2 separate regions of the Homo sapiens genome follow, and region 2 is linked to region 1. A link is a contact called in ENCODE Hi-C or POLR2A ChIA-PET data. All regions are on one chromosome and are shown on one strand. Each heading gives the region's core, a stretch centred on a gene start or an enhancer-like site at or near the end of the contact. The rest is flanking DNA. Distances are from core to core; before and after follow the strand shown. Region 1 overlaps FAM13A (family with sequence similarity 13 member A). Region 2 has its middle 80 kb from the start of GPRIN3.

What was found. A loop is a pair of places that touch in the nucleus more often than their neighbours do. ChIA-PET counts read pairs that join two places held with the same protein, here RNA polymerase II (POLR2A). Pooled maps may share reads with other maps.
Region 2: a map of MCF 10A shows a loop between it and region 1 (11-fold over the local background). The contact joins two enhancer-like sites. A Hi-C loop is called at or near these places in 2 of 168 maps with a recorded cell type or tissue (MCF 10A and naive thymus-derived CD4-positive, alpha-beta T cell), 3 of 37 single-sample maps with no recorded cell type and 13 of 50 pooled maps. POLR2A ChIA-PET finds 5 or more read pairs at or near these places in 1 of 52 experiments (OCI-LY7).

Annotation. Positions count from the first base shown.
Region 1 is chr4:88,815,970-88,821,982 of GRCh38, reverse strand. All of the region lies in intron 7 of FAM13A (family with sequence similarity 13 member A), which reads left to right. Among named protein-coding and RNA genes, the nearest start is that of FAM13A-AS1, 110 kb to the right of the region's middle. Within about 2 kb of position 3,167, at least 8 of the 41 ENCODE cell types and tissues checked have a DNase peak (open chromatin) inside an H3K27ac peak, as active enhancers do.
Region 2 is chr4:89,224,314-89,230,326 of GRCh38, reverse strand. No RefSeq gene overlaps it. Among named protein-coding and RNA genes, the nearest start is that of GPRIN3, 80 kb to the left of the region's middle. Within about 2 kb of position 3,211, at least 2 of the 41 ENCODE cell types and tissues checked have a DNase peak (open chromatin) inside an H3K27ac peak, as active enhancers do.

The sequences.
Region 1 (6,013 bases), core at 1,918-4,417:
ATGTTTTTGTTTTAGCAATGAAAAATAAGCTTTAAAACATTGCTTATTTGCAAAATGGTTTCTACAGATACTTACAGTGAGATAAAACAGTATAGTCATTTTTCCTTCACTGTACTAACAAGGACACTGTCATGGGAACCTGATGGGGGTGTCCAAAGAGTTCCTTTTGTAAAAATTAAGAATCCAAGGGAGCAGAAAGTGGTTTACAAATATATCTAAAATTTTTCTACGTGAACTCAGTGAAAATGTCCACATGCTTAAAGCTTGTGAGAGACTAAAACACTTTGTGGAGTCTTGATTTGGTTTCCAACTTTAAAGTTGGAGACATTTTTCCCCTTATAATGACATCAGTTCTTAAGGGTTTTAAGCGAATTGTATTCTAGATAAGAATATTGGCTACTACTGAACTCTAATAGCCAGCCATGTGATGCTCTAATAATTGTTAAGAAGAAAATAGATCTTTATACTGTTAAAACATTGTTTAGGCAATCAAAACGATTAAAGCTAAAATAAAACCATCATTATTTCCTGTAAATTATTTTGTATTTTTAGTCATGATTAATGAACCTAGTAGGAATAAATGCAGGAATAATTTGAATTTGCATTCAAGAATGTTGAGTTGCTACTTTTGTTTCTTTGCATTACCATTCTGAAGAGCGCTGTTACGTGCATTCACTGCCGCAATGTTTACCCAGCTCTTAGAGTTTAATTTGACTGATTTCCCTGCAATCTTTACTGCCAGCCTGTACCTACCTTTGGTTATAAACCTCCTGAAGGTAAAGACCAGGTTTGTGCGGTTGTCTTTGTTAAGCGTGCCTTGTGAATTTAAGCATTTGTGTAGAAAACTTTCCCGCCCTTACGTGTAATTGTTTCTTCAAATCCCAGTTTGGTATCTTTGGCTATTGATTTCTGTGACTCTCGTGGTAATGATGACTATTGCGGACTCTCCCCACCGTTATGGGCCTGAAGCAGGAAGGTTCCAGAGCCTTAGCAGTATTCTTGGAAGGAGTGCTTTGTTCCATTCTGTTTAAGAGCACCAAGGGATAGAAACTACATTGAAATTGGATGTGTAAAAGAATAGCTTTAAATAGCAGCTAAAGAAATTCATGCTCACTGTTTGTATTTAGCAGAGAGTTCAATGCTTCTCATACTTTGAGTGCATGAGAATTACCTAAGGAACTTATTTTTCAAATCAAATCCTTCCTGTTGCCCTCCTTCCCTAGACTCACTGCATCCAAATCTGGAGGTAGCAGAGAGAGCATCTGCATTTTAACAAGCTTCCTAAATCTAATGCAGATGGTCCACTCGTAGAGAAACACTGATCTAAATTCTAGTTAATGATTATAGCGCTTATAAAGCTAGTGACAGCTGGCATATATAGGAATCTAGCATTATACTACTCAACATCTCCAAATAGCATATTTAATATCTGACCTTATGTGAGGATTTTTTCATAATTGATGCTTTCATTTCCTAAATTGTCAGTTTTACCTATTAAAACAAAACATACTTAGAGTGTTGTTTAATATTTTCTCTTTGACTGAACACTACTCTGTACTGCCAGTTATCCTAAGGTAATTAAGACACAGCTCTCCTTCAAAGAGGTCACATGCTAGTTAGGATGCAGACACATTACCAGACAATTACAGTACCATGTGGTGAATTCAGTAATACACAGTATGATTAGCATAGTAATAATAGAGATGTGCCTAGATGGATAATATTATCCTGTGTATTATTTAACCCCGTGTAAGTGTGTGATTTTATTAGGGGCATGTTTGTACCCTAATGTCTACTTAACTTACAGTTTTCATAAATGCCTCTTTAGCCTTTCTTAGCGTATTGTGAGAGTGTATAGAAGATACGTTGTTACTGCTAATCTGTAGCCAAGATGAGAATGACAGATAAGGTCAAAAACTAAAAATGAAATAAAATGTGTCTTGCTATCTGTTTATTACTGAATGTTATTGGCAGAGTTTCCAGGATGGAGTTGGCTGTTTAGAAACTCATGATCTTTAGAAAAAACATGGCAGAGGCTGAATGTTTAAATTACAACCTTCTGTAAAGTCCTCAGTTCTTAATGATTCACTACATGGCTTAAAGACAGGATCTTATTAACTATCTCTATTGAGATAATTAAACAGTCCCAGTTATTTTTTAAAATACTAAAATATTTACATACTACTTATAGCTAATAATGAAACTCAACATAGTGTATCAACTTATATGGATATTCTTAGCATCGGAAAAAGTTCCTTGAGAAAAATAAAATAATATCAGAAATAAAGGGAGGGAGAAACTATATTAAACTAAGAATTGAAATATAAGTTTTCTCAGGTGACTAAATTTACCTTCTGTCACTAATGAGATAATCTGTTTTGTCAGATCTCAGGCCTAGTTTGTACCACAGGCTCTTTGTACAATTCATATTTCATTGAGTTTTCTTCCCCTTAGGTATTGTGGGGATGTAGGTAAGGATCTCTATTTTATGTATAGAAAGACTCAAGCAGGCTAAGATACAAAATTTTAACTCTGAGTCATAGCTATGACAAAACTCTCAACTTTCATTGCAGTATTTTAATTTGCTAGACTAACTTTCCAGTAAACTAACTGAATTTATATCCACAAGGAATAATGATGGCAGATGAGATGAAGTTATGAACCTGTGAGTGCTGATGATTGATGTGGATTCCTTTGATTTCAGTGCATTGACATCTGCTTTCATGTGTTGGCATCCTGTTCTTTCCTGGGTTTGTCTACCAAAGTGAGAAGCTGAAATCAATCATGTCTATGTAATTATTTTTTTCATGTAGCAAATAATGATATCCAGTGTATATTATTGAATATTTGTTTTATGATGGTGAAGCACATCATAATTCCAAATTGCAGTGGCTCTTCTTCAAAAAAGACTTAAAGACGATTAATAAACATGTATTAGTGACCCAATATCTAAAAGTTTCACTGAAGCTTCTTATCAGTAGAATTCATCAGTTCTTCCTAAGCATCGCTCTTTAGAATATCCTTTTGCCAACGTAAACGTTGATAACATGGGGATGGTATGGGAGTTCACCAGGGAAGAACCCAGGTAATGTTGGGCCAGCTTGTGAGTTTCTGTGTGGTGTTAGAGAGCCCTCTGCTGCTCGTGGAGATGACACCTTTCAGTTAATTTATCTAGAAGTCTCTGTTTTTCCTAACTTGTTGGCACTCTGGTAGCACTCCTGGCACTGCCCTCTCCCTCCACAAACACAGTCTGGGAGGGAGTTAAAAGCTGCCTCACTTTAAATCTGGGCCAGTGCCTATGGGTTGTGTGTCTGAATTTATGCTTTATCACTGTCAGTGAGAACAAATAAGATCTCTGTGGGCTCTGTTCTCACATGATGGTTTAATTACCCATGGAGCCCAAATATTTGCTAATTACTCCAAATAAAGAAGATAACATGAACTAAGGTGAGGATATTTTCAAATTTTAGGATCATCCTGTCTAAACCACTGAAAAAGTAAAGATGTTAACTATTCAGTACAAACCAGTGGTAAACTTGCCATCAGAAAACATATATAGACACTGACAGCTAGCTGGCCATATATGAATTTGAGCAGGTCATTTTCATTGTCTGTAAGAGATGATACCACCCAAGGTACTTATTTTATGAGGGAGATTTTGGAGTTAAAGAATGTGATAGGACTAGGCACAGTGGTTCATGTCTGTAATCCCAGCACTCTGGAAGGCCAAGTCCGGGGGGGATCACTGGAGGTCAGGAGTTTGAGACCAGCCTGGCCAACATGGTGAAATCCGTCTCTACTAAAAATACAAAAAGAAAAACAAAAAAAAAAATTATCTGGGCGTGCTGGCATGCTCCTGTAATCCCAGCTACTTGGGAGGCTGAGGCACAAGAATCACCTGAACCCTGGAGTTAGAGGTTGCAGTGAGCTGAGTTCATGCCACTGCACTCCAGTCTGTGCGACAGTGGAAGACTCTGTCTCAAGAAAAAGAAAAAGTGATAGTTTTGGTTTTGTGGGTTTTGTTTTGTTTGTTTTGTAAATGATGAAACTACTCAGATGTAAAGGGTATGTTGCTTTTCTTTTAGTTTTGTCTTCTTATGCTTGCAATACAGTTTCAATTCCATCAATGCAAAAGTGCTTAGCACAGTTCAGGTAGTGCTATATCATTGCAGTGCATTTCATCGCATCAATATTGGAAGATGACCTCTGGAATGGTTTGCAGGAAGTACTGTTGAAAATAGAATTGAACCAAATTTCTTGAAACTCTCAAAGCTTTCACCCTATTTTTTCCTATGAAACTTACATTTGTCTGTGGTGCAGAATGGATTCCCAATGGAATAGTATGTTCTGTATTAAACATTTTTAATGCACTATTTATTCTTACCTTAAGAAGAACTAGAAATAACTTTTTTTTTTTTTTGAGACAGAGTCTTGCTCTGTCCCCTAGGCTGGAGTGCAGTGGCACGATCTTGGCTCATTGCAACCTCTGCCTCCTGGGTTCAAGCAATTCCCCTGGCTCACCCTCCTGAGTAGCTGGGAGTACAGGCATGCACCACCATGCCCAGCTAATTTTTGTATTTTTCGTAGAGACGAGGTTTCACCATGTTGGCCAGGCTAGTCTCAAACTCCTGACCTCAAGTGATCTACCCGCCTCAGCCTCCCAAAATGCTGGGATTACAGGCATGAGCCACCATGCTTGGCTATAGAAATAATTTTTTAACAGCTTTATTGAGATATAATTCACATATCATACAAATATGCAATTCAATAGTTTTGAGTATATTCACAGAGTTGTACAGTTTGCATGTAATCATATCATCAGTTTGCATGTAATCATATCATAGGTAATCTTTTGTGAGTAGTTTCTTCCCCTTGGTATAATGTTTTCAAGATTCATCCATGTTGTGGCATGTATCAATACTTCATTCCTTTTTATGGCTGAATAATATTATGATATATGGATGTAGCAAATTTCGTTTATCCATTCATCAGTTGATGGACATTTGGGTTATTTCCACCTTTTGGCTGTTATGAATAATGCTGCTATTAACATATGCAAAAGTAACTTTTGAGAATTATGAAAATATAGACTCTATTTTAGAGCCAAACGGATCCCTAAAGATAATCTAAATTATAGCTTCCATTTTCCAGATGACTGAACTCAAACACAGGGAAACAAAATGACTTGTTCAGTGACATATGTAGAAACAAATGGAAAACACTCTACACACATGTCTAAAGAATAGCCATTTGTATACGAAGTTGATGATCATGGCATGTATTTGGGATTAATAGTGGAGTTTTCCCCCATTAGAAGCTTAGTAAAGGGAAGAGTCTATTGTCATTCAAAAGATAAAAACTAGCTAACTGGCAGAGGAAACTGAACTCCTGACCTTCCTCCCATTAGCATTGAGCTCTAATATATAGACACTTACTGCACTACAGATTAAAAGTGACTCGGGACAGGGCAGCTTAAGTTGTTTTTATGTTAGGCACGTAGCAGGTACTCAGTAAATACTTGCTGAATTGGAGACTACAGAGAAATTTAATGGAAGCATATCAGAACACTATTGTCGACATAATTTCTAAAGCTTTCCATATAAATTGCTAGGAATATTCTTATACTAAAAAATTGCAAGTAATTTACTCACCCTTAGTTATTATATAAGCATTCCTGTAGTGCAAAGAAAAAACAATTTGGAACACTACTTCTGTTTACATTGCGGAGTATTTGATATTTACCTTGAGAAAGAGGAAATAGTTTTTAGTTTATTTCCCAGAGTTACTGTATTCATTAATGCAGTTTAAGGAAAATGAAGTTCCTATTTTATATGTACATTGAAATAGGAAGGTTTCCTCTTCTGCTTCTTTTTTCTTATATAATGATAGAGAGGATAAAAGACTATTTTGTAATTATCTGGAATTAATTCTACTTTGGTTTTTTTAAGATAAAGATTTATTCAAAAAAGTTGAATTTACCTTTCTTTTTTTTTTTTAGAAAAAGAACTTGGAT
Region 2 (6,013 bases), core at 1,962-4,461, 410 kb before region 1:
TTGTGCACCCTTAAGCCATACAATTTTTATTTGTTAATTATATCTCAATAAAGCTAGGGAGAAATTTTTAAAAATAAATGTTTTTATAAAGGAAGGAAAGGAAGTCACAAACACAACGCATTAGTACTCTTTGGGAAAAGTATCAGAAACACTAAAGAAATAAGCACTGACACAGATGATTTGCTAGATAACTGGTCAATTTAGGAAAAACAAGAACAGATCATATCTCCTTCTGAAAACTTTCCAGGGCATAATAACCAGCTCTGCCTATATTTGGGAGAATTTTTCTACATTAGGTCAAATGTCAACCTGAATCTGAATCCTAGAACCCAAAATGGATTCAAACAAAATGAAATCAGAAGAACCACTCTTTTACTCAACAGACATATATTACGCACCTGCACCCAACATGTATTAGAAATTTGAGTGACCCTCAGCCTTACCCTGCAGAGGCTCCCAGATACATAAACCACTAAACACAGCAATATGAGAAGGGCCATGTTAGAGCCATTATCAGTTACTTTAGGAGCCCAGAAGTTGAGCACTGGCCCTGCCTATAAAGTTCAATCATGAAGATAAAGAATGGAAATAAAAGAACACCGTACACACTGTCTGTGTGTATATTTGCACTCCTGTATATTTATAGTTTCTTGTATTATAATGTCATAAGTTATTTGTCACTGGACACATAATACCCACCACATAGGTAAATTTTTACTAATGTAATTTTTTTAGGTCACATAATTGATTAGATGTGATACTTTTAAGCGGACTGTAACATGAAAAATCACTGTGTGAATGAACACTGAAAAGAAAAACTTTTATGTATTATATTATATATATATATACAATATGAGGAGATGATACAGTATGATATATGACATGGAGAGATGAACCTTCATTATTCAGAACCCCTAAATCATGTCTGGAACCAGTAGTTGAGGAAGATACATCTGATTCAAAATAATTTTTAAGAGTGCTTTTTTGTTCCTACAAAACATATAAGGCCCACTGTTTCCTTTTGTTTTTACCTGTTGTGTTTGTGATCTATGGAACATATATATAACAAAGAATGCCAAATATCAGTTCAGAAAAAAAAATGGCCTACCAGTGTTCAATGTTTCCTAATACAAAAACAATAAATCACATTATATTCTTCAGTGAAAAAGTCATGTGAATCAACACAAAATTGGTCTAAAACAGGAATCTACTTCTCACGTGCTCACCTTGGGTGCCCTCTAACTTGGTTTGCCTTGAAGTGCTCAGTATCCTCACACCCCCATACTAGGAACTACAGTGTAGAAGGAGTGTTCTCACATAGCCATCAGGAATTTGGTATGTCAGTATTTGAGGCAGATGCAATTTAGTGATTGCACTCTTGTGACAGCAGATACCAATTCATTAGCAGCCCTGTTCAGACAACAGGGCTCCTCACTGTCCACGTCTTGCCTGGTTATTGATGAACATTAAAGAAGCAACAGGAATGAATAAGAAATTATGCCATTGGTCTAAATCTATCTAATGCATCCTTTCAAGTTCTTGAGAGACAACACATTTATTTTTCCAACCTTGTCCTACATGGTCAAAAGTTGTACAGTTCTGTTCATAATGCTTATCTGTGTTTAGTGCATGTCTTAGTCATGGAAACAGGCAAGGTTATGGTGGCCTGGGTTTTCTTTTTTAGTCTCTACTATACTCTTGGGATATTGAAGAGTCTTCAAAACCAAAATTATCCCAGTTTAATTTAAAAGAGCCAGAGAGAAATCCTCTTTTCACAATTTGACTATTCAACCTATAGATTTCAGAGGGTTTCTATCCCCCTAACATGAATAGGAGTAATATTAAAATCTTCTAAGCCCACACGCTGCCTATAATATAAGCTGACACCTTTAAAGTGTTAGCGTTTGTAGCCATCAACACCACTCCTTGATGTCGCCTGCACCTGGCACACCATTCCTATACGTCCCTCCAGTAGAGACAGGCAGAAACTACATCCCATTTATGAACTAGCACTAGAAATTGTATAGCATCCTTTCTGAGATACTCCATTAGTCAAGGCAGTTACAAGCCCTGCCTAGATTCAAGGGGAGAAAACAAACCCCACTGAGAAGTGTGTCAATCGCCTTGTAAGGAAATCATGTGAGTTTGATAACCATATTGGTGCCGCCATCTTTAGAACATAAAATCTGTGCTCTGTCGTACCCTTCCTCCAAAGGTAAGGCGGGCCCAGTTCTTAGACATATAATGACCTTTCTCTCCTGGTTCAGTTGGAACCAAAGACTTACTTTACTCAGCTGTAGTATCAGTAATTAATAACTTTACATCATTCGTGAAAGTTCAGCTAGAAATGAATAATATTTAAATTAAGAATGCACTACGTAAGACTTTGTAATAAACTGTCTAATTGGAAGTTTATTGCGAGGTTAAGTCTCTTAAACTAACTTCCCTAATGAAACGGAAAAATTTTTTTAATAATTTGGCAAAAATAAATATTGAATCCTAAATTTAAATAAGAGAAGGAAACAGTAATTAATTGAAATCATTTATACCACATCGTTATCTAAAACCTGGCTGTTGGTAAGAATGGCATAACATTCCATTTTAATTTTTAAATATAAAGTTAATTAACAGATTTCTGGACTATGGACTTTAATAAATTATCAGTAATCACTAACAAAATAATTATTTGAATAATAAATGCCTTCTAGGTGTTTGAAGTTCCTCAAGCTGGTGGAGGGGAAAAGGAGTTTCCTCATATATTTCTTAAATCTCTTAGTTTTCCACCTTCAAACGTCTGTATTTTTTCTCTTTTGCAAGAAACTTTCAATTAAGCAACCATAACTTCAAGCCTTTGTCTAAATCATATTAAATTCTGAACAGACACGTTCCAACATGATCGTTGATCAAACTTGAGAGCAGGGAAGCAAAAAGAAAATCTACGTAGATACATCTTCATTTCTGTACCCTGTATGAAAAAAAAATGTAGTTACAATATCGCCAAGGTCTTCTCTGGAATTTGAGACCTCAGTAAAAGCCTTTTCCGTATCCATGGATTAAAGAAAAAGAGAGTGAACTGCCCTACCCTAAGCGTTGGAACCTGGAGTTAGCCTTGCCAGGGCAGTGAAACCCAAGGAATGAAGCCACGGGTTGCATGAGAAAAACCAAGCTGTGACTGCCCTCTGCTGGAAAGGTCTGGATGACCTGTCTCTGAAACTCTTGGTAGGCCCTAGAGGTAGTTCCCCTCCACTCTCCCTCCTGCCAACTGTGAACAAAAGTTCTCTGAAAAGGAATTTGAAGGAAAGAGACTTTATTCCAGTGAACAGTTTGCTAACTGGTGAGACACAGCCTTAGGTGTAAAACAAAGGTGGTTCCAGAGAACAAAGAAAGAGTGTGGGTTTTATAGCAAAAGCTTCAGCCCAGCTTCCCGAGCAGGTCCTTTTATGTAAACAAAGGATTCAAACTTCCTTATTGCTGATTGGCTGACACAGCTGAGTTCTGATTGATTGATAGAGCCAAGCTGTGACTGGTTGGTTCAGGTGAGCTCTGAAAGTCCCAAAGTTAAAAAAGTGTGGCTTTTTGTGCATCTCAGAGTATGTGTGTGAACTTTAGTCAGCACATAGCTCCTTGGTCTATTTTAAATAGCCACTTGGGATCCATTCTGAAGGACTGACTCTTTCAAGTTCACATTTGTTCACACAACTAAGCCCATAAATGCCCCATCAGCTAGTTGCTACAACCTCCACCCTGTCTGCTCCAGCCTGCCACCATGCTAGATCTTTCTTCTCCTTAGGTCTGTACTGTGACTTCTTAATTAGTAGTAAGTAAGCCGTGGGTCTTTGCTTTCCCCATTAATTGCCAAGGTGACATTCTGCCACAAGCCTGAGACATCTGTCTCTTCACCAATTCCACCCAAAAAAACTGAAGTATTTTATCTTTAGAGATGAGATGGGCAAAATAGGCTACAAGCATAGCTGACTGCTGTACAATCCACTCATGCCTCTGAGTTATCTTCTTTAACACACAGCTATTCTAGAATGGAATAGAAAGGTCTATGCCCTACAAGAGACCCATGCGTGAATCGTAATGTGTATGCTAACTAAAATAACATATTTCTAAAGAACTTAATTATAATTGCATAATTGTAATTACTTTTGTCCTAGATTAACATATTTGAAAAAATAAATTATTTACATAATTCAAAAACCTTGAGCTCTTACCCGTCTGTGGATTTGAATGACCATACATCATGATTTAAGCCAAAATTTATCTGATTTATCACGCTTATCTGTACAATTATCAGCTACCTCCTTAATTATATTTCACATAGCCACCTCTGACAATCCCTGGGGAGTTACACAAATGCCCACAAAACAGTAAAATTGTATTCTTCCCCTCCTCGCTTTTAGATGGTTTCTGCTGTTTGCAAATCCATCATAAATACCATTACCACAGCTCCAGGTACTTTCTGGGGATTGCCTGCCAATCCCATGAAGTTGTCTCCCTGACTTTCCAATGCCTAAAGACCCTTGAGCTAGTGAACCCTATAGTTTTACTGCACTTAAGCTAAACTCAATTCAGCACATAAGGAAAAATAATGGTGTCTCTAGGTAAGGATCAGAGAAAGCCCATAAACCTTGGTGAAACTGAGAGCTAAACCTCCTCTTAACCTCTCTATCTTATAGTCTCTGCTGCCCCAAACTCATCCTGCCTTTATTATCTGGAGAGCAAAAGGAGAAAAAATCTTTCCCCCTCCAAATTCTGTTCTCCCATGCACATTACCTATTAATTCACTGATAGATCAGCTCTCTTGGTAAACCAGTTTATTCAACGGAGTAGATGGAGGGAAAGGTAATAAAAGAAAGTCTTGGTGGTGATCAAATTTGAGAACCCTGAGCTATGTTGTGTTTAAGCCCCTCTACAGGACTTTTTTTTCTTGATGATAAAACTTCTGACATCAATTTGCTCGCCAGGAATGTGAAAGTTTTTCTTATCTAACTTTCCTGGAGTACTTTCTCCCTATCACCATTCCTACCACTACCACTTCCAACCAATCCAATACTTATTCTCAATTTTTCCTCCCTTGCTCTGTCTAATAAGCATTATATATCTTATCTATGAAGTACAGTCTGTCTCTAGGTAGCTCTATACTGCAGGGATTTTTTTTTTCAGCTCGCGAGACTAATTTTTGTGTTTTATTGTCTAAACTCTTTTTATTTTTCCTACTCTCAGATGTCACCAAACAGCAATTTAAGAGTTTGATGTTGATAAGCCTCTTTATATATTAAAAAGATAATAATATTTATAACTTATTGAGTGCTTTAAAGATATCATCTTATATTATGTCATACTGTGATCAATACATTCCTATCCTCATTTAGAGAATTTTTTTAACAGTGATTTATTCTTTAAAAAAAAATCAATAAGATGACAGAGCAAGGACTCAAAACCAAATCTGTTTGTTTTCAAGTCCATACCCCTACATTTCTGCTCAGTAAAAGTTGAGAATAAGGAAGGAAACAAAAAGAGGCCTCTGCAACCAAAATAAATGTCACAAAGTCCATGTGCTAAAGCTCATTAACTTATCCCAGAGGGAATCCCTCAGACTCATAATCAGAGCCTATTCAGTCTAATCCTTGTCACAATTCTAGATTACCTGTTTTCTACATCTGTGTCAGATAGGAAACAGCATGTTGAAAGCACTGAAAATAACAAGAGATGTAATTAACATATTTGGCGTAAGGAAGAGACATGAAAGCTACAAAAATTAGTCTCACAAAGTGAAAAAAAAATCTGCAGGATAGACCTACCTAGAGGCAAATACCTCTACACTCTAGTATCAAATGAGTGCAAGAGTTGATTTTCATAAATCCTAAGAACATCTTTTTGTTGTTCTTATACCCCACTTACGATAACTCCATTAAATCTTCCAAAAGACAAGAATCAGCAGCCCTGTGTTCCCATTTGTAATCTTTTCTTTCTTAAAGATAACTTTCTGCTTTAAATATCATAGTAC